Linked DNA regions of Mus musculus: region 2 is linked to region 1. Evidence: chromatin loops called from intact Hi-C (ENCODE). Cell type or tissue: left cerebral cortex. All regions are shown on one strand. Each heading gives the region's core, and the rest is flanking DNA. Links, peaks and the distances in the headings are about the cores only.

Evidence for each region. Hi-C counts contacts between places; a loop is a spot of excess contacts. Peaks named below come from ENCODE experiments on the same cell type or tissue, not always from the same donor. Only the 100,000 strongest peaks of a DNase experiment are listed, where the experiment ranks them.
Region 2: a loop joins it to region 1, with 2.6 times the contacts of the local background. A loop is called at or near these places in 2 of 42 quality-filtered maps.

What each region holds. Positions count from the first base shown.
Region 1 is chr11:115,529,822-115,545,436 of GRCm38, reverse strand. Sumo2 (small ubiquitin-like modifier 2) reads left to right here and starts at 9,207. Exons shown (of 4, transcript NM_133354.2): 1 at 9,207-9,339; 2 at 10,754-10,885; 3 at 15,020-15,091. The coding sequence starts at 9,319. In left cerebral cortex, for the core only: CTCF peaks have their summits at 7,129 (motif pointing right), 8,448 (motif pointing right) and 9,355; DNase peaks (open chromatin) are centred at 8,301, 9,102, 9,519 and 9,856; H3K4me3 peaks cover 2,402 bases; H3K27ac peaks cover 2,181 bases.
Region 2 is chr11:115,420,435-115,436,049 of GRCm38, reverse strand. Kctd2 (potassium channel tetramerisation domain containing 2) reads right to left here. Exons shown (of 6, transcript NM_183285.3): 1 at 15,544-15,615; 2 at 13,959-14,067; 3 at 11,475-11,566; 4 at 8,522-8,617; 5 at 6,645-6,770; 6 at 4,776-5,737. The coding sequence ends at 5,708. Among named protein-coding and RNA genes, the nearest start is that of Kctd2, 8.1 kb to the right of the region's middle. In left cerebral cortex, for the core only: a CTCF peak has its summit at 7,989 (motif pointing left); DNase peaks (open chromatin) are centred at 7,957, 8,244, 8,737, 11,117 and 1 more place; H3K4me3 peaks cover 386 bases; H3K27ac peaks cover 2,990 bases.

The sequences.
Region 1 (15,615 bases), core at 3,623-11,622:
CAGCAGAGGTAGTGGAAAAGTTAGTAGGATGTAGGGGAAGTGGACCTGTTCAGCAATAGTTCTTTGGGGGCGAGCTGCTTGGTTCATACTTCCTGATTACTCCTGTAGAATTTATCCTTCTCAGGTCTCGGATGGGCTTGAAGACGGGACTGGTGAAAGATCTATCAGCTTAACAGCAGACACCAATGTTTCAGCTGCCTTCTCAGTCCTCTTCATGTGTAAAAGATCAGGCCTCAAGCCTCACCCTCCTAGAGCTGCTACTAGTAGGTCTAGACACAGTTTACCTCCTTACCACACTCAGAAAACAGGTTTCAAAGTAACTTTTTACTATTCCTTTATATAAAAGAACTTACTGGGACTGCTCCCAGTAGTCAACCACCCGTGGTGAATAATTAAAGAAGAAAAAAGTGTAAAGTTTATTTAAGGTCTGAGGATATAGAAGCTTGAGTTGTGAGGGTCTAAGAACATGTTTTAGGACCTAAGAAGATGTTTCAAGGTTGGTAGATGCAAATTAAGAAGGTTGGGGGCCGGGAAAGCTTAAATGGTGATAAAGTGATCTAAGGTCTTCCTAGTGCTGCCTTCTCACCTTCCTAGAAGGTGTCTGGGTTCGCTGGGCCTCAGAGGAAGTGAGACACCAAGCACAGAAGCAAAGCAGTGGGAGGCTTGACTTGCGTGTCGACAGGACACAAGAGGACTGATGAGCTGTGCTCGCATGAGGCTGTGGGCGCAGGCTCAGGGCCTGCACGGGTTCAAGCCAGGAGTCCCAGTGCTGAGAGCAGAATGCGGACGTGGGCTCCCATCCCTGACGAAGGAGCCGAGAACTCCAACTGGTGCCTGGCAAGAGCATCCCCGCTCGTGACTGCCGAAGTGCTGAAGGAGCGGGCATCCCCACCTGTGGAGTGGAGAGGGCAGTGAGCGTGGAGACTTTGACCTTTGAGGACATGGGTGTGGTCTTCACTTTGGACGAGTGGGCTTTGCTGGATGAAAGTCTACAGAGATGTGAGCGAGGAAATTTTGAGGAATCTGCTCTCTACAGAACAGATACAGGGACGCTAGAACCTTGAAGATAACCACACAAATCCCTGCAGACTAAGAAGTGAAGTGATGCCCAGTCTAGACAAACATAAAGGCGGTGAAGGTGGAGAACTCTTCAGCCAGATTGTAAGCACAGTTGTGAACAAGAAACCTCTTCCTGGAGGAAGAAGATTTGAGAGAGAAGGAAAAAAAGTGATTTAAGGTCTATAAAAGGAATGAAATGCTTCGGACTTCTTCCCCTTGCTACGCTACTGTTGTATTAAGACTTGAAAAGTTCAGAGTTTTAACATTAATCAATGGAGTTCTGATAAGCCATTGGTCTAACTCTGGTAAAGCTGTCTGCTACATGATCCACTGTCATCGTTATCACAAGCTCAAGATTTGAAATTTCCTTTGGTTGTCTTCTAAATATAGACTTAATAGTGCTTCTCAATGTGCTAAATTTATGTAACTGAGACGCCTGGATAGAGGGAAGAAACCCTGTTTGATTTTCATGGTCTGAAAATCAAGATCAAGTGAGTGTTTGCTCCTTCTGCTCCATGGAAAGTTTCTGTCTTCCCAGAGCTCGCCTTAAAGAGTACTCATATTTTATCCCAAAATTATTTCGCAAGTCTCTGCAAGTCTGTCCCCGTCTCAGATTACAAACAATGGTGATTGTGACATCTGAATCTTATCTCTTTCTGTAAGCTTAGATTCTTATAAGCCTTAGGGAATCAACTTGAGTCCATCTTTTATGGGTCAAATGGACTCCAGATAAGGCTGTCAATCAACAGCCTAAAGTCCCCCACTCATTGCCTATTCCAGGGGGTGGGATTCTTCCCCATTTCCCTGGTTTTGGGATTCCTATCTTCTAACTGTCAAGATCATGGGCCTAAAAGAATGTACACCCAGGAGAAAAAACTTTTTAAATTAACTTTATCTTCTGCCTCTATGCATGTATGTTTGTATGTATATATACATCCAACATCCTGCCAAGTCCAGGTATTTCCTCAAAATCTGCATCCAGTACACCTTCTAAGGTAGCTAGCCTCAGATGGTCCCACAGAGCCTAGATAGCAAGTAAAATGGCCAGCTCTCCCAAGAATTGGCCAATATCCAAAATCCTTAGGGTCCCCAAAGATGTTGATGCCCCTAGATGGCAAGAGGCAGTCTAAAGAACACAACACCCTATTCCTCCCCTATCACCCCTTCCTCCATTTTTAATTAATCAAAAGGGGAGGAATGCCAGTATATAGGCAACTCCAAGGGCCTTCTCTCAGGGACATGGCAACTGCTTATGTCATTACCTGCCCCAGCAGCCCCTAGGTACATCAGGGTGTGCTTCCAATAAAAAAGACCAACCGAGCTCTCTCTCTCTCTCTCTCTCTCTCTCTCTCTCTCTCTCTCTCTCTCTCTGTTCTTTGTGTGGGCCCCCTCCCTCTTTCTCCTCTCTCTGCTCCCATGGTTCCCTCCTTCTGTCTGTCTGCAAGTCCACTTGTCTGCAACTATCTCTTTTCCAGGTCCTCACACCTCTCCTCTCTCCCAATAAACCTCTTTTACAGCAAATCTGTTGCATGGTATAATTTCTCAGGGGTACACCTTGGCTAAGGCCCACCAAAGATACCCTCCAACCGTGTTATGTTCCATAGCACTCTCCAGCCTTGTTTTGTTTGTTTGTTTGCTTGCTTGCTTATTTATTTATCTTTTTATCAATTACTTGGGCAGTTTGCACATGTGCCAAATGACAACTTGTAGGAATTGGTTCTCACCTTCCACCAGATGGAATCTATAGAAATTGGGCCATCAGTCGTAGTGACAAGTACCTTACTTACCTGCTGTGCCATCTCTCTGGCCTTTTGCAGATATTAAATCAGAAGTTTTCCAGGTGCTGGAGTTGACTCCCTGGGCATAAGCTATGCTAGGAGACTGTGCAGGAGAGACCCTCCTCCCCAGCCCCGTTGCCTTCTCTCTTTTTTTTTCCCTGAGTTAGACTTTCTCTGAGTTACCTAGAGTGGCCTTAAACTCACATGTAGCCAAGGCAGGCCTCAACCATGCGATCCTTTTACATCCTTCCAAGTACCTAGGATACAAGACTTCACTGTATGTCCATGCTCTGCATGTGTGTGTGTGTGTGTGTGTGTGTGTGTGTGTGTGTGATTTATGTTTTTTCCCTGTATGTAGGCTGTGCACTAAGGGCATGCAATGCAGTGCCCTCAGAGGCCAGAAGAGGCCTCTTAGGTCTGGGGTTACAGACTATGTGGGTACTTCTAATTGAACCCGGGTCCTTTGGATGCTGGAGCCCATTACCAGTGAGAGCCATCTCTCCAGCCTCTCTGTGATTTCAGTAGTTCCCTAACTCCATTTTGCAGAATTCTCATAGGCGTTTGCTCGCACATATAAATATGCATTTTATATAAACTTCCTCTCTCCCTGAAGGTGATTTTGAAGTTTGTCATAACCTTGGTGGGGACGGGTATTTTATAAAGAGATTCATGTCTCTCTGATATTGCATTTAAACAATCTTTGTATGCTAATGAGGGTAAGCTAAACAACATTTGTCTCTGAAGTTTTACAAGATATTTGGTGGCAAAAGCCTGAAGTTTAGTAGAGCCTCACAGAACAGAGAAACATCTTTTTCCCTTTCCCAGTACCTGTCAGACATCCACCATCTTCACTTCCTGCCGGCTCTTTGATATTGCACAAAGTATTTAACATTTTCAAGACTCAGTAGCAAATACTTGCTCCGTTCACTTGGATGCTTCAGGAAAAGATGCCCATGCCTTTAATCCCAGCTCTTGGGAGGCAGAAACAGAGGCAAGCGGATCTCTGACTTTAAGGCCAGTCTGCTCTCTAAGTTAGCCAGAACTACAGAAAGATATCCTGTCTTGCCGGCCAGTGGTGGCCCACGCCTTTAATCCCAGAACTTTGGAGGCAGAGGCAGGTGGATTTCTGAGTTCAAGGCCAGCCTGGTCTACACAGTGAGTTCTAGGACAGCCAGGGCTCTACAGAGAAACCTTGTCTCAAAAACAAAACAAAACAAACAAACAAACAAAAACAACAACAAAAACCCAAAACAGCTGGTCTTGGTGGCACACACCTTTAAATCCCAGCACTTGGGAGGCAGAGGCAGGCGGATTTCTGAGTTCAAGGCCAGCCTGGGCTACACAGTGAGTTCCAGGACAGCCAGAGCCATACAGAGAAACCCTGTCTCGAAAAACAAAACAAAAACAAACAAACAAAAAAACAAAACAACAACCCTCCTATCTTGAGCTGGAGAGATGGCTCAATGGTTAAGAGCACTGACTGCTCTTCCAGAGGTTCTGAGTTCAAATCCCAGCATCCACATGGTGGCTCACAACCATCTGTAATGAGAGCTGATGCTCTCTTCTGGTGTGTGTGAAGACAGCTACAGTGTACTTATATATAATAGAGATAAATAAATCTTTTTTTAAAGAAAAGAAATCCTGCCTTGGAGGCTGAAAAGATGGCTCAATGGTTAAGAGCACTGACTGCTCTTTCAAAGGTGCTGAGTTCAATTTTGGCAACCACATGGTGGCTCATAACCATCTCTAAATGGGTTAAAATGCCGTCTTCTGGTGTCTCTGAGGAGAGCAACAGTGTATATATAAAACAAAACAAAGGGAAAAAAAAAAGCCTTTGTCTTGAAAAACAACAAAACAAAACCATTAAGAAAGGCCCTCTCAGGGCTGGTGAGATGGCTCAGTGGGTAAGAGCACCAGACTGTTCTTCCGAAGGTCTGAAGTTCAAATCCCAGCAACCACATGGTGGCTCACAACCATCTGTAACAAGATCTGACGCCCTCTTCTGGAGTGTCTGAAGACAGCTACAGTGTACTTACATATAATAAATAAATAAATCTTTAAAAAGAAAAAAAGAAAGACCCCTGCCTGCCCCCCCACCCCGACTGTGAGTTATTAGAACTTTCATCTTTATTTGCATTTCTTTGTATCTCAAATGCCAATAAGATCTTACATATAGTAATAATTTCTTTCTTTTTTGTTTTTGTTTTGTTTTGTTGGTGTTTCAAGACAGGTTGTTTTTTGTTTTGTTTTGTCTTTGTTTTGAGACAGGGTTTCTCTGTATAGCCCTGGCTGTCCTGGAACTCACTTTGTAGACCAGGCTGGCCTTGAACTCAGAAATCCTCCTGCCTCTGCCTCCCGAGTGCTGGGATTAAAGGTGTGCGCCACTAAACCCGGCTCAAGACAGGGTTTTTTTTCTTTACCATATATATATGGCAAATAGACATTAACTTTTTTTTAGTTCTTTTTTAAAAAGATTTATTTATTATTATACATAGGTACACTATAGCTGGCTTCAGACCCATCAGAAGAGTGTGTCAGATCTCATTATAGATGGTTGTGAGCCACCATGTGGTTGCTGGGATTTGAACTCAGGACCTTTGGAAGAACAGTCAGTGCTCTGACCCACTGAGTCATCTCACCAGCCCTAACTGGTTTTTTTTTTTTTTTTTTTTAAGTCAGGGTTTATAGCCCTGTAGACCAGGCTGGCCTTGAACTCACAAAGATCTGCCTGCTTCTGCCTTCTTAGATCTTCTTAATCCCTGGCTTCTTAGATCTTCTTAATCCCTGGCTCTTATTGTAACTCTTGCTGACCTGGAAGACATTATGTAGACCAGAGAGATTCTCTGCTTTGTGAATGCTGGGATTAAACGTGAGGATACCTAGAACTATCTAAAGTGAAGTTTTTGTTTTGTTTTGTTGGTGTTTCAAGACAGGTTGTTTTTTGTTTTGTTTTGTCTTTGTTTTGAGACAGGGTTTCTCTGTATAGCCCTGGCTGTCCTGGAACTCACTTTGTAGACCAGGCTGGCCTTGAACTCAGAAATCCTCCTGCCTCTGCCTCCCGAGTGCTGGGATTAAAGGTGTGCGCCACTAAACCCGGCTCAAGACAGGGTTTTTTTTTGTTTGTTTGTTTTTTGTTTTTTTTTTAAGATTTATTTATTATTATATGTAAGTACACTGTAGCTGTCTTCAGACACACCAGAAGGGGGAGTCAGATCTTGTTACGGATGGTTGTGAGCCACCATGTGGTTGCTGGGATTTGAACTCTGGACCTTCGGAAGAGCAGTCGGGCGCTCTTACCCACTGAGCCATCTCACCAGCCCTCAAGACAGGGTTTTGTTTCTGTAGTTGGTTAGGTAGTTGGTTAACCTGCTCTAATCTCCCTGGCGGCTGGTGGCAGGAGTTCCTTGCTTCTGGCCTAATGTGTGGATTCTTGAATGAAAGACACAGACATACACACACACACACACACATGTATGTAGCCTTATATTTAATACAACTTAATCCCTCAATGGCCGGGCTATTCCCAAACTTCCAAGTTGCTACCCCCATACTCCTGAATTATTAAGATCTATATTCCATCTTTGCTACCCTAGACTCAATGGGGGGGCACCCCTGGGGCCCCTCTTTCCAAGTGCTTAGATGGTTGTATGCTTTCCCTTCAGGGGCTCTCCAGCCTGGATCTCACCCCCCTCCCCGCCATGGCGATTCTGAGATTCTGTCTCTTTGTCTGTCCCCTGGGAATCCTAAAGAGTTCCTCTCACCTCTGTCTCTCTCCCCAGCCATTTGCTGCTGGCAAGTTTATTCACCAATCAGAACCAGCTGGAGGCAGGGTCCCTTGGTGTCTCACATGCTGGATTCTCATTCCATGTTGGGAACCCATAATGCAAGCATTAATACAAATCAGTGACAGGGTCTCTCTGTGTAGTCCTGGCTGTCCTTGAACTCAGACATCCACCCATCACTGCTCCCTGAGGGCTGGGATTGAAGGCCTGTGAGGCACCACTGCCCGGCAAAATGAAGTATTTTAGTTAATTAGGATTTACTAAGGTTGATGTGCATCAGGGACATAGGCTTAGAGCTATTTAGAAGCCATAGCTTTGGGGGCTGGAGAGATGGCTCAGTGGTAAAGATTACTGACTGCTCTTCCAGAGGTCCTGAGTTCAATTCCCAGCAACTACATGGTGGCTTTGTGTCTGAAGCTACAGTGTATTCATAAGCATTCATCTTTCTTAAGATTTATTTATTATTATATCTAAGTACATTGTAGCTGTCTTCAGATGCACCAGAAGAGGGCGTCAGATCTCATTATGGATGGTTGTGAGCCACCATGTGGTTGTTGGGACTTGATTTAAAAAAAAAAAGTCACAGCTTTGGGGCTGGTGAGATGCTTCCTTGTTAGAAAGTCTGATAAGCTGACTTTAGTCCCTAGAACCAACAAAATGGAAGAAAAGACCAAAGCCTACAAGTTACCCTCTGACCTCCAGATGGGCACACAAAGACAGGGTCTCACTGTGTAGCCTTGGCTGTCAGCCTATCTGGAATACGCAAATACACACAGATCTGTTTATCTTGCTTTCCTAGTGTAGGGATTAAAATGACTTGTGTCACTAGGCCCCGCCCAAAAGAAGGAATTTTTCTTTTTCTTTTATTTATTTATTCATTTATTTATTTATTTATTTTTGGTTTTTCGAGACAGGGTTTCTCTGTGTTGCCCTGTCTGTCTTCTTTTTAATTTTTATCTTTTTGTTTTTGTTTCTCAAAACAGGGTTTCTTTGTGTAGCCCTGGCTTTTCTGGAACTCAGTCTGTAGACCTGTCCGGCCTAGAGCACAGAGACCCACCTGCCTCTGCCTCCCTAGTGCTGGGATTAAACACCTATGCCACCACAGACATGCAAGGAGGATTAAAAAAAAAGTTAGAAAAGGAGAGTTTAGAAAGTAGATGATATTGGAAGGGATTCATACGTCCCTGTAGAGGAAATATAGTAATTTTTAAAAGTCTATACTAGCTGCAGTGGTGGCACATGCCTTTAATCCCAGCACTTGGGAGGCAGAGGCAGGGGGATTTCTGAATTTGAGGCCAGGCTGGTCTACAGAGTGAGTTCTAGGACAGCCAATGCTATACAGAGAAACCCTGTCTCGAAAAACCAAAAAAAAAAAAAAAAAAAACAAAAAAACAAAAAAACCCAAAAACCAGAAAAAGTCTGTACTAAAACTCAAAGAAACAATTAAAATAAAGTTTAATAAAGAAAAAAAGATTAAGGTGTGCTACCACTGGCCTAAGGTGACAGAAAAAAAAAGCCTGTTTTGTGCAGAGTCGAAGGGAGTTGAGTAGGGGTGAGAAACGGGACGTATTACTGGTTTCAGCAAAGGTGACCTTGTGGAGAGTTCTAGTGGAGCTAAGAGGACAACAACAGATTGCAGTGGATTGAGGAGTGAGTGGGAGTTGAGGGGGTGGAGCAGCTGGCATGGGCATTTTTTCAAGCTGTTTGGTCGAGAAGAAGCACTATGGTGGTAATGTAATCGTGGTATTTCCCCCCTCTGTGGGAACACAGTAGTAGAAGAAAATACAGGGGTACAGGAAATAAAAACACCAAGTGAGAGCCACAGGGTGGCATGCACAGCAGAGGGCAGGATTTTCTTCAAATGCGAGGATCCTACTCCTACTTTGTACTGGATTAAGGGACGAAATGATTGATGGGCCCGTGAGCTTCAGGTTGGGTCGGCTCCCCTGATGGACTGTGTTCTCTGGAAGTTGGGAGGCAGGCCACAAGCAAGGAATCCTTTGAGTGGCTATAAGAACAGTTTTCCACAGCAAGAGTAGGGTTCCCAACAGGTTGGAAGACATTTGAGGCTCCCGGGTGGGAAGCTGGTTGATGGGGAAGGACGAAGGGACTGGGAAGTTTGATGTGCAGGGGGGAGTTGCATTTGTCCTACTGAACAGGAGTTTTTCTCACAACCCGCTGCTGCTTTTTTGATGGAGATGCCCCCTTCTACGTGGAGTTGGCCTTCCGTTCTCGACCTAGGCTCACCCCACGTCTAAGGCCACGCGCCTTCCTGTCCTCGCCGAGGACCAGCTGGAAGCCATTTTGATTATGCTCCACCAAAGAAGGAGGACAATACAGCCCCGCCCAGAGCCAGGCGCGCCCCCGCGGCGGGACTGGTGCGCGTGTCCGCGCCTCTTCCCGCCGACCTGGCGGGCGCCTGGCCCAGGCGGCGGAGGCGCGGGCCGTGGGGGGGAGGAGGAGGGGTGGTTATGTAAGCGTTGCGCGCTCCCGCGAAGCGGCAGCCAATGAGAAGCCCCGGATGCTCGTGCTCGCGCACGCAGGGCGGGGGGAGGGAAGCGCACGACGTGCGCGCGCCCTCTGCCTCGTCCACCGCTGCCGCCTCCTCCTGCCGCTCCTGGTGCTGCTTGTGCGCTCCCTCAGTGCGGACCCGGTGCCTCTTTTGTGAAGCGGCAGCTGAGGAGACTCCGGCGCTCGCCATGGCCGACGAGAAACCCAAGGTGAGCTCGCGGCGGCCGGCTGCGCCTCACCGTGCGGACCGGTGGGTGGCGCGGCCCGGGGTCCGGCCGAAGCCCGCCGCGGGCTTCCCTGCCTGCCCGGGGCCCCCCACGGGGCCAGCGGCGGCTCAGGCCCGGCGCTCCGCGCCATTTTCCTCTCTCGCTCTCTTCCTCCCGCCCGCGCCCGAGGAGGCCCGGCGCCCTCCCCCGCCCCCAGGCCCTCGGAGCGCGCGCGGCGCGGCGCGAGGCGGGCAGGCGGCGCTTCGCGGGAGCCCGCGGGCCCGGCGGCCCCGCGCTGGCTCCTCGGCGGCGCCCGGCGCGTGTAAGGAAAGCGTTGGGCGCGCGGGGTCTGGGGCGGCGGCGAAGGCGGGAGTCGTGCGGCCCGGGGTTTCCCTCTCGGGGCTGGGGCCGCGCCGGATCGGTGGTGTGTGCTCCGGCAACCCCGAGTGGGGGATTCCAGAGTCGGTCCGGCTCGAGGCCCAAGGGGCCCGCGGGGGAGGGGCTGCGCTCTCCGCCGTGCGCCCAGAAACCCGCACCCTGGCGGGAACCATGTGGCTTGTTGTGGTTGGAGGCTTAGGTGCGAGCAGAGAGACACGGGCTCAACTTGAGAACGCGCCCTCGGAGGCACGGGCTACTCTTGGCTGCGGACTAGGGGACCAGCATCAGTCCAGGGCAGGGCACTCTCTGGCCCCGACTCTATTTGGAGGGGGACACAGGATGGACGAATCGAATCCTTGGACATAAACATTTGATTTGCTGAACTGCTGTTGGGGTTGCAATGTACGGGAATACTTGCACGAAGACTGTATTGCAGCCATGACAGCAAAGGAGAGGGGGAAAATAAGCTCTGAACTGAAAATGAAGCAGTTATATAGTCGAACGTTAATCGGAAGATGTAAAAAGGGAGACTCGGGATATCCCTCAGTTGAGTGTGTTCGGTTTTTTTTTTTTAAAGATATGTTCATTTGATATCATTGAGCAGAGTTTGCTAACTTTTATCAAGAAGGTAGCAGTAAAATTTGAAATACAAGGTATGGTTTTCTCACTCCCACCCCAAACCGACTCTAGTAGTTGTAGCTTTGAAAAGAGAAAGGACACTGGTGTTTATGGGAAGCGACAAATTTGGGCGATGACAGGAAATAATGCCATTTTAGAAAATTTAACCTCAGATGCATCACAAATTATGCAAGGAGTTTCTAAGTGTATTGTTGCCTTGCTAGTATCAGTGCTTCTGTACCAGACTTGTAACACTTTGTGCAGGGTTTCTGATCTTTCAGCCCAGGGGCTGGGAACAGCTGTATGCTGTTGGAGAGCCTGAGAGAAACCTGTTGATTCTGAAGCGTTCGGGCCCGCAGCTTCTTTAAAGGTGTTTGTGTTTCACAGTTTCCAAATTACACTCTTATTTTTCTTTCAACAGGAAGGAGTCAAGACTGAGAACAACGATCATATTAATTTGAAGGTGGCGGGACAGGATGGTTCTGTGGTGCAGTTTAAGATTAAGAGGCATACACCACTTAGTAAACTAATGAAAGCCTATTGTGAACGGCAGGTGAGGAATTGATAAGTGTACTTCCACTTAATAATCCATGTACACAGCCGAATTAGGAGTAGAAAATGTACCATCACAGTATTGCATGACTATTTTTGTTAAGATGCATGTGATTATATTGTATGTACATTTGCAGGTAGGTTTAATATTATGATTCTTGTGCTAAACCAGTAATCCCTCATTAGATCCATAAGACTACAAGTTCCCAAGGAGATGTCTGCACTTGAATGAGGGGGGAAAGTGGATTAGTATTTGGTGGGGTTTTTGTTTGTTGTTGTTTTTTCCCTTTTATTATTTAGACAATGCATTCTGTCAAAATATTTGGGTGTGGTAGTACACTCCTTTATTCCCCAGGACTAGAGGCAGCCAGGAATACACAGAAACATACCCTGTCTCAAAAGAGAATTTTAGCCAATTTCAATTTGGGTATTGCAGTTTTTCTGAAGTATGTGGATTTTAGCACACACACACCCCAAACACACTTTTTTTTCCCAATAATTGTAGAGGTCATAGTATGGTATATGCTAAGCCAGATTACTGTATCCTAAGGAAGTTGCCTACCCAACCCAGAGGTTAGAAAATTGTAATCATTTTTGAGAAAAGCATGAACACTTTCATTTTTTACTATGAGGAAAACTCTTAAGAAGAAATAGAAAATTCTGTGTGATTTGGGTGTTGGGTTTTTGTCATTGCTTTGCTGGCTGCCTAGAACATGCTATGTAGACTAGACTGGCCTTGAACTTGGGCCGTCCTCCAGCCTCTCCTCCTCAGTGGGGTAGCAAGCCCCACTGATTTGCACAAATATGGAAAATCAGTGCAGGATTTATTAGAGCGTCCCTTGCAATGCTAAGTTAATAAAGCAAGGGCAACTTCGAAGATGACAGTTCTCTTTCCCACACTGGTTCGTTAGCTGTAGTAATAGCAGAAGTAGGATTTTTCTTGTTTTCTAAGATGTGAAAATTGTGGAATTCATTTTGAGTTTCAAGAAGGCCTCATTTGTGGTTAGATTGGCCTGGAATTCTGTTAGGAGTATAGGCATGTGCCGCCATATTTTCTGTTTTATGCCCCCTTTATAGTACAATAAAGAACTGCCTCCAGACTTGTTTAAGTTCCTGTGTTAGCATTTTATTTATGTCTGGCCTGAAACTCACAGAGATCTACTTGTCTCTGCCTCCCAAGTGCTGGGATCAAAGATGTGTGCCACCACATTGCACGTTTTATATTCTATAACTTTTTGAAACAATCTCCCTAAAGAATTAGTCAACAAAGAAATTTGGGAAAGGGTCCTTTTGAGGTGGCTCTGTGAGCCTGATTGTACCCAGTCCTGAAGCCCACAGTAGGAGAGAGCCTCTGACTTAAGAGTTGAAGTTGTCCTGGGAGCTGCCTCCACTCCTGTACAAGACTAGAATCTCACATGCCAGGCAAGCAGTCTACTAATGACCTGTTTGCCAGCACTCGACATGCTTCCACACACAAACACTTAGTCAAGTTTAGGGATCAGCTAGGGAATAGCCATAGTGTAGTGATGGAGCATTTGCCCACCATGAGGAGGCCCAGGGTTCTGTTCCCGGGTAGAGGTGGTTACCAAAGGGGTTTACTGTGTGGCATCTTCCATTGAACATTCATCACCCACAGGTTTGCCTCTGCCTCCCAAGTGCTGGGATGAAAGGCGTGCACCACCACGCCCGGCTTAAATATTATGAAAACTTTAAATATTAGGTATTAGAAAAGTAATTCGAGGTGCGTTAACTCATATTTCAACATTCAGCAGGCTGAGGCAGGAGAATTACAGAAAAATCAAGGCTAGTCCAGGCTATATAGCAGCAAGGCTTTGTCTGATAAAAAAGAAAGCAGAAGAAACTGGGTATGCTGGCTTACTCTAACCCCAGCACTTGAAGGATAAGGTGGTAGAAATGCTTAAAAGTCATTCTGTGCCAAGTGGTTGTGGCACACACCTCTAACCCCAGCAGCACTCGGGAAGCAGAAGAGTTCAAGGCTAGCCTGCTCTATAGTTCTAGGATATCCTAGAACTGCACAGAGAGACCTTGTCTCAAGAAGCCAAAAAAAAAAAAGTGTCAGGGTGGAGTTAGGGTAAGAATCTCAGTCTTATTATACCAAGATTTTTATTTTTGGTAGTACTGGGTATTGAACCTAAGGCCTCATGCACACGGGGCTATCACTTTTTAATTTCAATTAAGAGGGAGTTACATGTGTCCCATAACTGGTTTCTTAAAGAGTTAGAGGTAGAGGCTCGGTGTGGTTTTAACACCTTTAGTCCCAGCACTTGAGAGACAGTCAGATTTCTGTGACAAGAACAGCCAATGCTACACAGAGAAACCCTGTTTTTGAAAAGCCAAAAGGAAAAGAGGGCAGGCTCACTGTATAAGAGCCAGAGGACCTGGGTGTAGTTCCCAACACCATATGGCAGCCTACAACTTTCCATAACTCCAGTAGCAGATCCAACACCATCAGACATATGCAGCCAAAACACAATGCATACAAAATAAAGATGAATTTTTCTTTCTTAATAAGGATGTGGCCCTGGGGTCTGTTGATAAGAGTTGCCTAATAATGTGCAAAGCTCTGGGTTCTGATGCACTGAACAAATTTGATGTAGCACTAGAGAGGTGCAGACTGGGTTAGGAAGTAAAATGACATGCTCCTCTATAAAGTGAGTTTGAGGGCTTTCTAAGACCCTGCCTCTAAAACCTGAAGTAGGTTCGAGCTATCAAAAGTCAAATTTTGTGCTGGAGATAAAATTTACTGTGTTTGCCCAGCAGGCACATAGCCTCAGCTTTTTAGTCCTTGCCACTAAAAAACCAGAACGCTAAGTTCCAGGCCAACCAAGGCTTCACAGTTACACTGTCTTGTTTTTTGATTGGATTTCTAATGCTCATGATCAAAGGGGCTTCTGTGTTCACGTCTCCTAACAGTGAGCTGAGCTGAGCTTCATCTTCTGTCAGATTATGCGTCCCATCAGACCCCAAGCTTGTCCATTCTAGCTCCTTTTTATTTTTCTTTTCTTTTTCTTTTTTTTTTTTTTTTCATGGTTTTTCAGACAGAGTTTCTCTGTGTAGCCCCAGCTTTCCTGGAAGTCACTCTGTAGACCAGGCTAGGAGATGATCTGCTTCTGTGTCCCCAGTACTGGGACTGTAGGCACCACATCCCTAGCTTGGAGTCAGTTCATCCCATCCATCCACTTTTCCGTGGGTCCCAGCGATTGAACATGGGTTGCCATCTTGCATGGCAAGCCCTTTACCTGCTGAGCCATGCTGCCTGTCCAGACTTTAATTTTTACCTCTAGGAATCTTTCTGGAATCCCCATTCTGTACTGTTGAATCCAAAACGCTAGAATCCTTAGTACTATTGTTAGCTCTATCTTCAGATACTGATCTGTACTTCATATCTGTGTTGATAATAATAGCTAGAAGCCATAGGGTACAGTGACTACTTTGCTGTAAAAGAGATTACCCACATTTTGAAAATGTAGTTTAAAAAATTAAATGCCTTAATTTCCCCATTTTGTTTTCTTTGGTGTGTTTTGTCTTTTGTCTTTTATTATATTTTTATTTTTTTGTTTTTTGAGACGGTTTCTCTGTGTAGCCCCGGCTGTCCTGGAACTCACTCTGTAGACCAGGCTGGCCTTGAACTCAGAAATCCGCCTGCGTCTGCCTCCCAAGTGCTGGGATTAAAGGCATGCGCCACCACTGCCCGCTGTGTACTATTTTTTTTTTTTTTCCTTTTTTTTTTTTTTGGTTTTTCGAGACAGGGTTTCTCTGTATAGCCCTGGCTGTCCTGGAACTCACTTTGTAGACCAGGCTGGCCTCGAACTCAGAGATCCACCTGCCTCTGCCTCCCGAGTGCTGGGATTAAAGGCGTGCGCCACCACGCCCGGCTTACTATTTTCAAGTAGATCATGTATATCCTATGCTAGTCTCACATTTGATACTTTCCTCCGGTGCTGCTACTATTATAGGCAAGTGTGTACCATCTTGGTTTTGAAATAGGTTCATTAAGAAACACAATGTTTATCTGCATAGAAAATGTTAGCATATTGGGGAAGTTTCATAGATACAAGAAGAGAGGTTGAGTTTTTCGTGATTATATGCTATTTGCTTTTTAATCTCTTGTTAGGGTTTGTCAATGAGGCAGATCAGATTCCGGTTTGATGGGCAGCCAATCAACGAAACAGACACACCTGCACAGGTAAAAATATCTCTACTTTTAGGAAAGTTGTGTTTGTGTGTGTGTTTGCAAATTTTTACACATGGGCATGTGTGTATGTGCAGAGGCTACTGAGGACATCAGGTGTCTTGCTCTATTGCTGTACGCTTTAATCTTTTGAGGCCTTTTTCTGAACCTGTCTATCTTGTGAATCCAAACTCCAGTCCTTCTACTTGCTAAGAAGCTGCTGTTAGCCACTGGTCTATCCAGCCTTGGTTTTATTTATTTATTTTTTTTCAGACAGGATTCTTCTGTATAACCTTGGCTGCCCTGGAACTCTGTAGATAGTCTGGCCTAGAGCTAACAGAGATCTTCCTGCCTCTACACTGGCCTCCCAAGTGCTGGGATTATTTTTAAAGCAGCTTTGTGTATGAATGTCAGTGTTGGAGTATTGAATTATAGCCTCTTCTTTCTTTTAATTACTGTACCAAGTGATGGGAAGTGATGGGTTTCATTGTATTCCCCCCCCTTTTTTTTTTTTCTTTTCTCTTTAGTTGTTTGGTTGG
Region 2 (15,615 bases), core at 4,097-12,096, 110 kb after region 1:
TTCATCCTGGGGAGCCAAACACGCATCTCCCTCGATAGCGCCAGTCTGTGGGGTAGGGCTGGTGTCCGGGTTGAGGATTTCAAACCCTCCCGGCTTGAGAGGCTGTGAACTGCAGCCAGACCCAGGGCACATGGCGTGCCCCCTATCACAGTGCAGAGAAATGAGAATTGCATCCACGGTTCCAGGACCCTTTAACGACTGATTCAGGGCTGTTCATGAGCCAGCACTCAGCTAACCTCCACGGAAGGTTTGGTTGTGTGACTAACCAGGAATTTGGGGACTAAATCCTGAAAAAAACAAACAAAAACCGCAGTGCCCGCTCCATTTCCTCCCCGCTTCCTGCGGGTGCACAGAAGAACCTCGACCTCCCCGGTCTTAAGAAAGTTCTGTGTGGGGCCTGGTGAGATGGGGAAGGGATGGGGGCGAGGCGGGCTGGTGCAGCGGGTGCAGGGCCTTGCAGCCCAGCCTCCTGATGACCTGAGGTTGATCCCTGGAACCTTCATGTTGGAAGGAGAGAGCTGACTCCTGCATGTCCTGTGACCTCACATGAGTACCCAGGCATGAGTGCTCCTCCTCCAAACAACACTGTCATATAAACAAGTGTCAATCTGATAGTCTCCAAAGGCTGTATTTATTTATTTATTTTTTATCAAAGGCAGGAGTTTGCTTGGATTTTTTTTAGTGACATGGGTTCATGTAGCCCAGGCTGGCCTCAAACCTTCTATACAGGGGACACTGGCTTTGATCTCTTTGGAAAGAGAGGCAGAAGGAAAGAGAGGCAGGAGCAATATCACAGCTATAAAAAATAAAACTTGTGCAGTATTTGGGCCTGGGGATAGAGCTCCACCAGGAGACACTTGCCTAGCACGCGGGAAGCCCTGAGCACAAGCCTGTCAGTCATCTCTGCACTTGTGAAATGGAAGCAGGAGCTGCTTCTGGGGTCGCTCAAGGTCATTGTCAGTGACACAGTAAGTTAGAGGCCAGCCTGGGTTACCTCACGCCCTGTCCCAAGAAACAAACCCACATTTGACCTTTCCTCCTGCCTCTCTTTTCAAAGGGTAGGGATTACAGTCATATGCCCTCACTTAGACCTTAAGGGACGGGAGTTATGAGGACCTGTGAGATGGACTTCGGGTAATGGACCTGGTGACCCGAGTTTGTCACTGGATCCCACAGATAGCTCATGTGCGCCATAGCATACACACTCGTGCATCCGTAAAATACATAAAATGTCAAGGAAAAAAGAGTTAAAACTGGAATTTGGTGTGAGGACATCAGAGTTTTGGCTTAAAGAAAAGCTGGAGGGAACGCTCAGTGGTTAGAGCACTGGCTGCTTTTCCAGAGGACCCAGATTCAATTTCCAGCTCCTTTGTGGTCGCGCACAACTGTCTGTAACTCCAACTCCAGGGAGTCTGCTACTCTTGTCTGAAAGCCAGACACGTGGTGGGCAGATATACAAGCAGTCAGAACACTCATACACATAAAAACAAAATACTTTAAAAAGCACCCAAGTGTTTAGACAATGGGGGAAATCTGAACAAGAACTAGCTATTTACGTGATAGTGTGGGTTTGTTTCTTGGGACAGGGCGTGAGGTAACCCAGGCTGGCCTCAAACTCAGAAATCTGCCTACCTCTGCCTCCCTAAGTGCTGGGATTAAAGGCGTGAGCCACCTCTCCCGGCTTCGGAATTTTTATTTTTTATAGCTGTGATATTGCTCCTGTATTTGAGAGGAATGCCAGCTGAAGTAACGTTAGCTCGAAGTAAGACAATATCTGCAATTATTTTCAGCAAAAAATGCCCCCAATAATATCTGCATAAAGCAAAGACAGAGGTTAACAATGGTCACGTGACAGTAGATGGTAGGTAAGTGTTCAGTACTTGTTCAGTTTTAAGATTTTTATTTTTATGTAAATGTGAGGTGTGTATGTGTGTGTGTGTGATGGTGCCCACAGAGGTCAGAAGAAGGATTCTGGGAGTTGGGAGCCTCCTGACCAGCATGCTGGGAAAAGTGAGGGCTTTTTCTTTTTTTTTTTCATTATTTATTCAGTCTATATCCCAATCACAGCTCCTGTAGCCTCTTCTCACCTGTTCCCTTGCTGATCCCTGTCATTTCTGAGAAGGGGGAGGTCCCACCTAGGGAAACAACCCACCCTGGCACCCCAAGTCACTGCATAACTAGGTACATTCTCTCCCACTGAGGATCCAGAGGCAGACCACAGAGTTAGGGTAAGCCCCCTGCCTTGGTTGTTGGGGGATCCACATGAAGACCAAGCTGCTTAAGAGTTCCAGTTGCTTCCCGCCAATGACAGCCTCATTCCCTGGTGCCAACAGCTGGTTCTGAGGTAGCGCTGGTTCACTGTGGTATTTCCGTCCTCACCAAGCCTGGGGACAACAGTGCTGAGTGCCCCTCCACAGTACCCCCTGACACTGCATGCAGGTTGTATGTTCAACCTCTTCTCATTGCTACCACCCAGGGAAGGGCCGCTGAACCCAGATCTGTGGCTGTGGTGCTCAGCCCCAGGAAACTGCACTAACCGGTTGCCTCTGGAGTGACTCTGGGACTGGTCAGCCTGTTCACTTGTTTGTGTAGATTCCCCCCCTCTTCCTTGCTGCAGCCCCCACAAGGCCTTTAAAGGCGTCCCTTAATGCCAGCCTGTGATCAACATCTGTCGCCTGGTTCCTTGAGCCTCCCCACCTGCTCAACCTGCCTCTGCCTGGTACAAAATAGGCACCTGGTCACTTCTCTTCAGGAGCCCCTCCCTTATTCGTCCAGCTCTATCCTCAGCACTCCTGGGGGCTTTTCAGCTCCAATGAGATGAAAGGGAGGAGGGAGAGGGCCCTGCACGCCTCTGGCAGTTCTAACAGGGCTCTAAGATGTACTCCAGAACAGGTACAGGAGACTTGTTTGCTGAAAGCAGCCAGGTCATCACAAGATGACCACTGGAGCCAGGAGCTAGCAAAAGCACACACGGTCCAAGGCCCAGTGCTGTTGCTTATCTTTATTGACAAAAAGTCACAACACTTCAGACTTTGTTCAGACACATGATCAGCCAGTTACGAAGGGCATGGGAGAGTGACTGGCATGGTCCCAGAGACATGGAACGAAGGCCTTACTGGAAGGTGTGGGTGTCCCTTTGGCCTACTTCCTTTGCATCTCTTATCACTCCCTTCCTACACCTTTCTGACAGCCAAGAAGTAACTGAGAAATGGAGTCACTTGACAGGTAGGCTGGGTCCATCACCACCAAGGAGACCAGAGGAAAAAGACCTGGGTGGGACAAAGAAAAATGCAGAAAGACACTTCCATTTGACAGTCCTGAGAACAGAGGGGCATGTAGGTCTTGGGACATCGCCATGTGACAGGGACCTCTATCTGCAGTGATCAGCCAGACTCTCTAGCCGGGTTTTCAGAAGCAGAGTGGTTCAAGGAAAGCTGTGAGCCCCCTCTGTTGCCTGGAGCACAGGACTGTTAAAACCACACTAGGCAAAGCTAGGGAAGCAACGACCCACCGTCCAGGACAAGAGGGCCGTGAATGCCTGGCTCTGCGTCTAGGCTTGAGGCTCAGCAGTGTCCTTTGTACAGAACTAGCTGGAGCTTTCTGGAATGTTCAGTGACGAGAACACTTACCAGGTGCAAGACTGATGACCCATGTCTGTCCCATGCCTGTACTGCCTGCCCCCTAACCCTCTGCACCCCTTGCTGAACATGGAGGCAGTGTATCCGTCCAGACCACTTGGTGTGGTTCCAGAAAAGCAGAGGGATAAGGGGGCTCCCCCAAGGTGAGGGAACAAGCGGCTCCAAATGAATTCACTGCTTTGTCCCCCAACTTGACATCACTTGTGGGTGGGGCCAAAGCTCCCTTTTCTAAGCTCTAGCTCTCTGGACAGAGCAGCTTGCCCCATGCCCTTCAGTTTCCTTGAATATAACCACCCACCCTTTCTGTTTTTCTGAAAGTCGATAGAATCGACACCTCCTTTGGAAGGGGGGAGCCACTTCTGAAGGCAGACCATCTAATATGGTGTGGTTGATAAAATGTTACAGCCACTGGACTCCCGAGGTGACAACACTAGTTGACATGCAGGGGGCCTGAATGGGTGCACTTCTATAGAGAAGTGATGACTCTTGGAGAACAGGGAGCCAGCTGGGCACGGTCAGCCACGTGAGGAGACAGCTCAATGCTGCCTTTCCAGAAGTCGCCATGGTGGAGCCCGTGGGTAGCAGCTGTGCTACAGAATGGATGCATAGATTTCATATCTCCCCCTATTGAGACAGGGTCTCTATGTAGACCAGGCTGTCCTTGAACTTGCAGAGATCTGCTTACCTCTGCTTCGCAGGTACTCGGATGAAAGGCAATAGCCACCACACCCATCGAATGCAGAAAACTCTTGGTGTTGAAGGTGCCATGAATGCTTGGCCTGTGTTAATCCAGAGACAGCCTTACCTGTCTTGTGTCACATGTCAGTTTAAAGTTGTCTAGGATAAACAGACGAGACCCTGGCCCCTCTGTCTTCCATAGGAGAGGAGAATGTAGTTGTGAGTTCCAGGCTGAGGGCCTCAAGAGGCTTTGCAGTACCCTTCATAGAGGCACAGATCCCTGCCTGCCAGCATCTCCTGCCCAGGAGATGGAGGAAGTACACAGACTGCCACCACGTGAGTGAAAACACACACACACACACACACACACACACACACACACACACACACACACACAGAGCGGGGGACGATGATGCTGAAGAGCTAGATTGTCGCAAGAATGAAGGAGAGACACAGGTATCACCTATCAGCGCATGTTCAAGAGACAACCACAAACACACCACCACTTTTAGCTATGACAATATGACACATTTGGCAGCGTCCACAGAACAGCCTTCCTCACCCCAAGCCATTACAGAGGCCCACAAAGTCCTTTCTCTTTGGTCCAGTTCAAGAAGCTGGGGGAGGAAGACGGGGTCAACCAGGTAGGAAAAGGCTGCAGAAGCAGTTACAGCAACTGCTCAGTCCCGATGTCCATCTAGCACGGCTTAGGATGCCGCAGCCTCAAACCTCTGGGTGAGGATGGGCTACGAGGGGCCTGGCTGAGAGACACCAGGTGATCCACTCGTGGGACCAGGAACAGCAACTCCCACGCTCCAACCACACTACAGGACACCTTATCCTCCTGCCTCTGAGGCTCTGTTCATAGGATTGTGGGTCCTTCAGCAACTTTGTTCTGTACCCAGAACTTGGGTCCACCACACTAACACGGAATGCCCTGCCCAGGGAAGAATGGTCCAAGCAGCTGCTCATGTCCATCATGGCGCACGCAGGCTGAGACCAGGCACAGCTCAGGACAAGCCTTCTTCCTCGGCTCAGGCTTTTAGAAAAGCATCTAGACTGTTCCAGGGAGCTAGACCTTACTCCTTTCCCCCCAACTCCCCACAAGCTCCAGCCAGGGACCCATCCCAGATGCTGTTGTGAAGGTCTGTTCTAACACTGGCTAGAAAACAAAAGCAGGTTTCTGAAAAGGGACCGTGCAGCCAGAGGCGCACTGTCTTCATCCAGGCGGTGGGGCTCCTCTGGCTTGGCCGGCCGGACACCACTTCTCGGGACCAGGCGCAGCTTTGCTTTGCAGTAGCTCGGTTACTGTACAGGTGCAGGATCTCCGTCGCAGCTGCTGGGCCGATTGCTCTCTTGCCTTCAGGGTTCTGAAACTTCAGACTGTCCGCTTACATTCGAGAGCCTCTCTCCTGAAGAATCTAAGTGGATGGGGGAAGACAGAGTCACCTGAGTAACTGTTGGGAGCCAAGGCCCATGGGGTCGGGGTGCAGCTCAGGGGTGGAGCTGTACACAACCTGGGCAAGGCTGGGTCTCCAGCACCAGATGGCTGCAGGGATTTAAGTCACAGGAAAGCTGATGACAGTGAACAATTTTAAAATGATTTAAAACCTCCGGTAGTTGCTTCCTCTGGGCCCTGTGGACAGCATACAATCTGTTGTCAGCCTATCTAGCAAGGCAGGCTCAGAGCCTCTGCTCACTGGGTACCTGAGTGCAATGGGTTCTCTTGCCAGGTACAGATGACCAGAAGGTTCTGTGCTGTTAGACCAAAGTTTTCCAAGTTAAAGAAAGCGGCTCACAGTCAGCACACAGGTTCTTCACAAGTGTGTAGTGTGTGTCTGCAGGGCACTGTGTGGAAGAGAAGGGAGGAATGGATTGTCAAGGAGCAAGGCAGACACTACTTGAGTCTAGACACAAACAAGAGCCTTCACCATCCTGACAGGATACAAACCTGCCCTGGTCCAGGCTCAGCTCCCATCAGCTTTTCGAGTGTGGCATAAGTGTGCACATGTGTGGGTGTGCATGCAGGGTGGCGGCCAGAGTGGAAACGGCTCCTCTTGCTCTGTCACTCTGTCACTCTCCACCTCCTTTTGTTTTCCCTTGGGGACGAGGGCTCTCACTGAAGCTGGGGCTCACCAGTCTGGCTATGCTTGCCACCTCCCCAGACCCAACAAATCCTGATTTAAATCCAGCCTCTAGCAGAGTGTGGTGAGAGGAAGCTCGTAGCTGCAGAAGGAGTGGAAGAAAGCCAGCAGCAACCTGGCAAAGCTGGAGAGAGCTGGGCACAGGGAGGCAGAGGACAGCTGGGGGAAAGAAGCAGTGTCCTACCTTGGCCTTTTCGCTCGGCTCTATGACGATGCCATTGGTAGAATTATTTAGTTCTCTGGAGACAACACAGAGGAATTCTGCCTGGTCTTCATTTCCATAGTTATAGGAAGAGCCAATGCTGATTAACTGACAAAACACAAAGATGGTGGATGACTCTGCAACCATACAGACAGGACCTAAGAACACTCAAGGGCAAAACAAACAAACAAACAAACACCCCCCCCCCACAAAACCAAATCAAACCACAAAACCCAAACCAAACCAAACCAACTTCCTTGCCACAGAACCCTCCCCTCCCTCAACTGGACTTTGTAGCTTTATCCTTCAGAGAATAAACATTCTCTGAGGTAGGATTAAACGGATCTCCAATCTAGGGAGGAGAAGCCAATCATGAGGAAGACGGGTCTGAGTTCTATCCTCTCCCCCTCACCCAAGCACTCGACACCATCCCAAAGGCATCAGGAGCGTCAGTAATGTAGTCACTGCCTGTGTCCACTGAGGTACGCCACCAAGCAAATGAGCCCTCCTCAGCCCCACCTGCTCCCACTCGTACTTTCTCTAGACAAGAGACTGAACACAGAGACGTGGCAGTACCAAGAGAACCACTCTGTGGCCACCAAAAGTCACAAGCCATGGTATTCTTAACCTTCTTGGAGACACAATCCAGCATTGAACTCTAAAGTGGAAGTGCACACAGAGGAGGCCGGCAGAGAGCGAGTGTAGCCTCGTAAGCACTCACAGCCTCAAGCCGGGTCCTCCTGTCGCAAGGCTGGGGTGCCCCACACTCCCCTTTCTCATCTACACCTTGGAGACAATAAGAATAGACTTCACTCTCCCTTAGGACATCTCCACTTCAGGACTAGAAGCACAGCTCATTAGCAGGGCACGTGCCTGGACTGCATGAGGCCACAGGTTCAAACCCCAGGACTGCGATAACATAAAAGTCACATTAAAAACCATCTATCACCTTCACAAAGAAAAGCCACGCATCTATTTTTACTTTAATTTTTTACATGTAATTTATAAAAATAACTTCTGCTTCAGATTATGCTCCAGGAAAAACAGCCGTGACTATAAACGTTGTGCAGCATTTGGCCACCCACAGCTGACTGGGAACGAGGGACCCATGTGACAGTGGGACTGATCCTGAAGGGAGAGAGGGACCTCTCTCTCTAGCTATAAAGTGACAGCCTTGATACAAGCTGTGGCTTTTGTTCCTTCAGTGACCTTCTGGTGCCAGGTCAGCTGGCTCTGCAGCGCCACGTAAACGCAGTCACCTCCAGACAAAAGCTCACTCCCTTCACGCAGGCTCCCGCCCCAGGGCTGAGGCAACAGGAGATGCACTAGGCTGCCACCTAATGGAAGGAAGTGGTAAATCCAGATTCTCAGGGGCTTTCTGTTCAAATGACCCCCATTCTAAGCACAAGGCATAGGAAGGGAAAGAGAATGCTGGGAAATGACCCTGCACACTCGTGTGTCTGATCCCCCACAGCACACTGCGATGCACACACCCAGAATTATACGGCTCCTGTTGAAGCCAGCCTTCTTTAGGACTAACAGAATGGCAGAGCACTTCTGACAGGAAATCTCTGAGGCAGAGACAAGCAAAAGGAGGCGCTTCTGAGTCTTTCATGACATACCGGCACTGCCAAGTTCCGATTCCGGATGTGAAGCCAGAAAAGCCTCGGTCCTCTTCCCAGCCCTCCCCAGCCGCCTGCCCGGCACAGCACTGAGCGAGCAATGCACACCAAGGAGCTCTTTTCTTTGAATGAAAATAGGGTCACACACCTCACTCACCCCCACCTCGGGGCTACTGCCTGGCTGGTTGTGACTCCCTGAGATGACATGCTGGGGTTGCTTCTCTTTGAGCAACATACCTGTTCAAATTTCCAGCCATCAGACATAGTGGAGACCATCTGCGTGAGCTCTTCCTCTTGACACTGCAGGACCCTGTACACGTGCTTCACGGGGCCCTGCAACAACAGGCCGACTAGGTCAGCAGCGTGGGGGCCCCCAGCAGGACCCACCGCCCACAGTTGCCTGGGAGTAGGTTCTCAGACCACCCACTACCTCACTCTCCAAACAGCACCATGGGGTGCAGGAAAGCTCACCAGCTACAAGAACAGAAAGCAAGGCAACGGACAGCTCGTGTGACAATAGGAAAGTCACTTTTTATATGTTACTTAGATGCTAAAATACGCAATGTAATTTTGGTGCTCCAGACTAAATATAAATGGTTATGGAAATTACCTTTTGGAAAAGCTATTTTTATTTATGTGTATGTATGTGTATGGCATGTGTTTGTGGGTGTCCGTAGAAGACCTATGAAGATGTAGGACTCCCTGGAGCTGAAGTTACAGGTGGCTGTAAGACACTCAACACAGGTCCTTAGCCAGTCCAGCAGGGACTCTTACCTGCTGAGCCAGCTGTTCAGCCTCATACTGTCTTCTTTTTGAGACAGGGTCTCACTATGTAGTCCTAGCTGTCCGGGAACTCATTATGTAGAACACATTGGCCTTGAACTCAAGATTCATCTTCCTCTGCCTCCCAAGCACTGGGCTAACAGCATGCACTATCACACCTGGCACGTCTGTCGAAAATGTCCTGGAATTCACTGTATATCCCAACCTGGTCTCAAACTCCTGATTCTGCCCTGTTTTCATTTCCCATGTGTTGGGACTACAGCATGCTGCCTGCCAATGGCAACTTTGTATTAATATATTGTCACATCAAGAAGAAAACACACACTCTACAGATACTCATTAGTTTCCCTTTGCTGAGGCTACCAGGAAGCTGCCAGTGTTTAACAGTATATTCCTGTTACAGAGGTGTGAGACAACAAGAAAGAAACATTTATTTTCTGTCTGCATTCCTGCCTAGCTTCCCCATGGCCTAGGATTTCCTGAGTAACTGTGGTGGGTGTGGAGCACTCAGAAAGCTAAAACAGGAGGGCAGAGAGTCCAGGAGAGCTAGGGCTGTACAAAGAGGCTGCATGTCAAAACTCTAAGAAACATAAAAAGTGTCTTTTGGGGCTGGGTATGTGGCTCAGCAGCGGAGTCACTGTCTAGTACTGTGTGACCCTGGCTTCCACCCTAGACAGACACACTGAGAGGCAAAACCATAAACCAGAGGATAATGACTACAACACAGCTCTAAGACAGGAACACCCTTCTTTGTAAATACAGACAAACCGCTGACAACCCCTTTGGTTCTAGCCATTTATTTGCCTATACATTTTGGAAGCAATCAGGGCATCCCAAAATCTGTGATATTGGCCAGAGTGGGCAAAGTCCCTAGGATCTAAGCTGCCGTTGGCTCTCTTTTTCCTCTTCCAGAGTCAATCCTCCTGTGCTCCAAAAAGAATCAAGACTAACTACCAAATAAATACACAAACATACATGAACAGAAAAGTATTTAGAAACCTGTCAGACACCGAGAGAGAGAGAGACAGACAGACAGACAGACAGACAGACAGAGAAGAGACGAGACCACGGCAAACACGGGCTTAGGGACCCCACACCTCGGGCTCTGCTTGAACACCTGCCTTGTACATCTGGCAGTGCACAAGTTCAAAGAGGTAAGATCTAGAAATCTACACAGCCAACCAACTGAATCTGAGAAGACATAGACAGGAAAGAGGGCACCTTTCAATATTACTACCATCCCACTTCTCAGCGTTCTCTTCATGAAAAGGACAGATGGGAGATCATCAACATAAAAGGCCCTGGCTTTCCCAGAACCAGAAAGCTTCCAACTGGGTGTCTGTCGGTGCTGAAGCCTCCGAGCCTGGAGGGCTGATTCAGTAACTGCTGCCGTCAAATAGAAACCCTAGGATGCTCTCAAGGGAGCAACTCATTGCCAGGGATGCAGAGCACTCAGGCTCCAGGATTCGGGTGGCTTCAGATTACACAATTCAGGGTACCATAAAACTTCTACTAAGCACTCTTTTATTTTAGATTGTGGGAAGCTGGGGGTAAAGCTAGACTTCCAGGACCTCTATTACTAAATATCTACAAGGCAAGATGCCCTGGGGATGGAAGATGGCCAGAAGTAGAGAGCACAGGGTCCTGTTTCCCATCTACCAAGTAGAAGTCTACTGTGGACATCAACAAAAAGCCTTCTAGCAGACAGAGTAAGCCTCCCGTCTTTGCAAACGCCTCAGAGGAGTGGCTAAGCAGCTGATTGACCTTTCTTTAATGGGAAGACACCACTTGTCATCAGACAGGTGGCTATGGCCGTTCTTATACAAAGAAGAGAGTCTTTTCTCTCTTGCTAGACTCCAAAGTTCTTGGGAGCAAAGACCCTCCCCTGTTACAAAATCCCAAGGGCTCCCACCCACAGAAGGAAGGGCTCAGCACTGATGAAGGGCTGGGAGAAGCTGGAGTATGCCCCACTCTCTGCCTGCCTTACAGGAGGCACTTTCATTATCACATCTAAGTCGGTATAAAAACCCAAAGCTGTGAGAGCATGAGGCTGAACATCGTGTTCTCCACAGCACGACTCAGACGCTTCTGAGTGGCTTGTAGGCTTCCTCTGAGGGACTCATGCTCCACCAGTAAGAACGAGCTCTCTGGGCTGCAATCCCAGCACTAGGGAAGCTGAGGCAGGGGAGTGCAAGACCTCGCTGGGCCCTTCCCACAGCCACTGTTGAACAGTACCACTATCCTGAAGGGCTGGGGCTGCTCTGTCTCCTCCGCTCCTCAGTTCCCACTCTGAACCAGCCTGGCCCTCCAGCCCAGAGGGCAGAGCATCCTTTTCACATCACAGACAGACAGACAGACAGACAGCTGCCTGGACAGGTTTTGTCCTTAGCAGTTCCAGACATCTTACTTGTGAAGTTCTGTTCTCATTGTCTCGTATCCTTTCCTTAACCAGCCGCACGAGAGATGCGATATTGTAAAACTCTGCTTCTTCCAGCACACCTAGAAGAAGGACCAGGCTGTGGTCAGAGAGGTGTGAGCCCAGGGGGAACAGCAAGGCAAGGCTTGCCTTCCAAGTACTGCATTTTCCAAACACAAATCTCATCTCCCCTTCAGCCTAGGAAATGTAAATCTGACTCTGTTCTCCAGGGCTTGCCCACAGAGTTCACACTGAGGGGAATCAAACACAGGGTGCACCCTCCCGTCTCACCCGTCCTGCTCACTATGTCCCTATGTCACCTGTTCCTGGAACCTGCCACACTGGACAGTTCCCAACCCTGCAGCCTTTTCTTGTTTTCTCTAAAAAGGACAGATTGATAGAGACATGTATATTAACTTACACGTTTAATAGGATAATTATTTCAGTCAGGCTGGGCAGTGGCAGAAATCTTGCCTCAACTAATAACAAACGTGTGTGTGTGGGGGGGGGCAATCAGTGGCTCCTCTCGTGGTAAACAAAATCAAAGATTTTAGATAGAGTAATTATGGGATATCTGCTCCTGAGCTAGGAAAAAAAATGCTCTAATGAACATTATTACGATTGAGAAGCTGGGAAGGGGTGCAGATAAACAATCAATATCAAATCTCCTGAGCTGTTAAGGAGGATCATGCCAAGGTCCTGGTTTTAGAGTAACACAGAGAATTATTATTACTTTTTGAGACAGGGTTTTTCTGTATAGCACTCCCTCTGTAGACCAGGCTGGCCTTGAACTCAGAGATTCACCTGCCTCTGCCTCCCGAGTGCTGGGATTAAAGGCGTGTGCCACCACGCCTGGCTGAGAATTATTAAGGAACAGAATTCAAAATCTAGCCTCAAACAGTTCAGAAGTAAAACCTCTTAGGAGACTGAGGGAGGAGAGGTAGGGGTAGAAGCGCCCAGGGGACAAAGTTTAGTGGCTTCAAAACCAAACCAAACCAAACCAAGCCAAATAAATGACCAAAGCTGGTGAATCTTGGTAAAGGAAACTTTGTATTAGTCATGCTTTCTTTTTCTAAGCCCAAAATTATTTCAAAATAAAGTGTTTTCAAAATTATTTCTGTCAATTATTTATTGTTGTCAGGTGTGGTGGCTTTAATGCCTTTAATCCCAGCAGCAGCAGCAGCAGCAGCAGCAGCAGACTCTGTGAGTTCAAAGTCAGCCAGCACTACAGACTGAGGCTCTGTCTCAGAAAAACAAAGGAAACCACATTTATCCATTTGTGGTATGGGTGAAAAGGAGGTCAGAGGACAATTTGCTGCGTTCTTCCTTTCCTCCTATCATGGGTTTGACAGGGACTGAACTCAGGTTGCCAGGCTCGGCAACAAGAGCTATTACCTGGTGAGTCACTTTGCTGGCTCAACGAAGTTTACTGTTTTTTTGTTTGTTTGTTTGTTTTGTTTTTATTAAAGACATAAAAAGATCATTAAGCGGCTACCAGCTAACACAATGTGTGTGGAATTTATTACGCCTTTTCCTACTTCTTATGTATGCATCTGAAATGATTTTTTTTTTCCACACAGGGTTTCTCTGTGTAGCCCTGGCTGTCCTGGAACTCTCTCTGTAGACCAGGCTGGCCACTTGCTTCTGCCTCCTGAGTGCTGGGATTACAGATGTGCGCCACCACTGCACTGCGTGATTTGTTTTAAAAGGGCATTTATAGACAGACTCCCTTCAGGGAGAAAGAGTAAGCAGGGAAGGGGCCATGAGACAGAGAATGGGCAAGAACGAACAGTTCCTCTTTCTGGACCCAATGGAGCTGCTCCTGAGCCACTTCACTAATGAGGGTTTCTAGTACAAGCTTTGCTATCCAAAGGTACGGGTTCTAGATCAGGGGCCCTGGATTTAGGAAAGGACTCCAAATTTCCACTGGATGCCTCCAGAGACCAGGCAGTCCTTTTACATAGAAGCCTAGACCCACTTACGATCCAAATGTCCTACAAAGTGGAATGACAAGGAGCCTGCGACACGCCTGCCTCACAGTGAGTTGGAGAGTGAATCAGGTCAGCTGCACGACTTCACAGAGAAGCATGAGACCAGAGTCTTAGGAAATGAGGTCAGGCATTTATTAACATTATTTTCACAAGTCCAAAGGAAAATGGAAAAATGAAAACACCTGGCTGACGAAGACGTGGCGCTTCAGGCACTCACCGCAAATATGACACATGTGATGGGGACACAGGTTTACAAGCCTAAAGCAGATTCTGCGAGCGGAGCAAGCCGGCTCCACACTACAGCTGACCCAGCTCCGCACAGCCTCCTTCCAGGCGTTTGCACAAGCCCGGGAGCTGGAGGCTACCCGCTTACTTTCACTAACTCTCCCACCTGCGCAAGCTCAGGGGCGATCCCAAACCAAACCGGAAGTCCTCGAAGCAGCTCTAATCAACCACAAGTCTGAAACCAGACAGGTGGCCTTACCTTCTTCTGCCAACTCCTTGGTAATGATGAGTTTCCCATGGCGGAGGTAGTTTAGGATAGGACCAAAGTAGGTAGGGTCTCTGTCAATCAGATACGCTCCAGTCTCGTCCTGTCAACCGAGCACAGCCAAGCAACATTTTCTAAATAGCATTTCCCTAATCCGCCGGGGCACTCAGGCAACAGTCACTATGTCAGCTAAAAACCATTTATTTATTTATTTATTTATTTATTTATTTATTTACTGAGCCGGTTTTGCTACAGTTTGCTTATTTTAAACTATTGACCAGAGGCTGGCTTTAAGATCATTTCAGGTCAGATGTCTTAGACGCACAGTCACTCCCACTGCCCAGGCCTTTATTTACTGGGTAGACCCACATTCTGTTAACATTCTTCTGTAGGGTACCAGCTACAGGGAGGGGATGAAGGAAATCTCATAGCTGTGTTAAGCGTTCTGACTCCTTCACTGCCCCTGGACTACAGTCCTAATTCTGAGAAAACTTCCATTCTATTGGCAGTTCTCCTGAGCCCAAGGCCAACATCAGTGGGAGTCTGCACTGGCAGCTGCAATCTCACACACCCTATCTCTGTGCCCAGAGGAAGCTTGGTACTGCCAGGACTTGGCTCAGAGCAACTTTAATCCTACTCATCTTTACAGTAAAAGAAACAAGAAACTGGCTTGTGTTGGCCATAAGGAAGATTTAGGGTATATAAAAATAATTCCCTATAAACAGGAGTTCTGGAATCTCTTAAGGTTCCCATCAATTTGGTATCAGAGAACAGATGAAACTGATTAAGGGTTTATGCAAGTCTACTAACCATGGGAGTGCTTTATGGTATGGATGCGTTTGAGAGTCAAAGGTCAACCTGCAAAAGTTACAGTTCAAACTGGAAATGAATGACGTCTTGCCACTGCTCAACCCTGTGTTTGACGCTACACATTCTCTGGGTCCTAACCTATCAGCCCATCTTTCCAAGGAGTGCATTTACTTTCAAAAATGTACCGAAACGGTGACTGTTACGGCACAAAAGGTCTGGGACCAGGATTTTATCACCACCACAGGATGTATCACAAGCACTTCCTGCAGCCTTCAGTAGTGGACGCTATCATTAAACCCCGAGTTTAATACCACTTTACACAGGGATGGAACAGGACCTGAGTCCTCCGAAAGTGACCAAGATGTGGTCATTCACCCTGACCCAGTTCTGAATGCATTTGGCACCAGCAGCAGGGGGCCGCCCGGGAGCCAAAGAAAAACTCATGCAGATCTGAGAAGGGGTGGTCCCCAGGAGGGGCAGGGAATGTGACAGGAGCACGAAGGGGGCTCCCGTGGGTGCAGGTAGACAACTCCACGCAGGAGCAGCTGAGAAAAGAGCGGGGTGCGAAGGGAAACCGGAGTGTGCCTGAAGATGGGGCAGAACTGGGACGGGAGATCATTCTGAGGTGGCCAGTGCTAACTCGGGGGGAAGAGAGTGGACTCAAGTCCGGGTTTGCAGGACCCGCTGGAGGGAAACGCGTCCCAGAGATCGGAGCACCAGCCTGGAATGGGTCCCAACACCCGGGGGCGCGCCCGAGGGCGGGGCGCACCTTGTCGGAGTCCAGCTCCGGGTCCTCCTGGCAGCACAGGCGGCAGAGGAAGGACTTGGGCTCCCGGCCTAG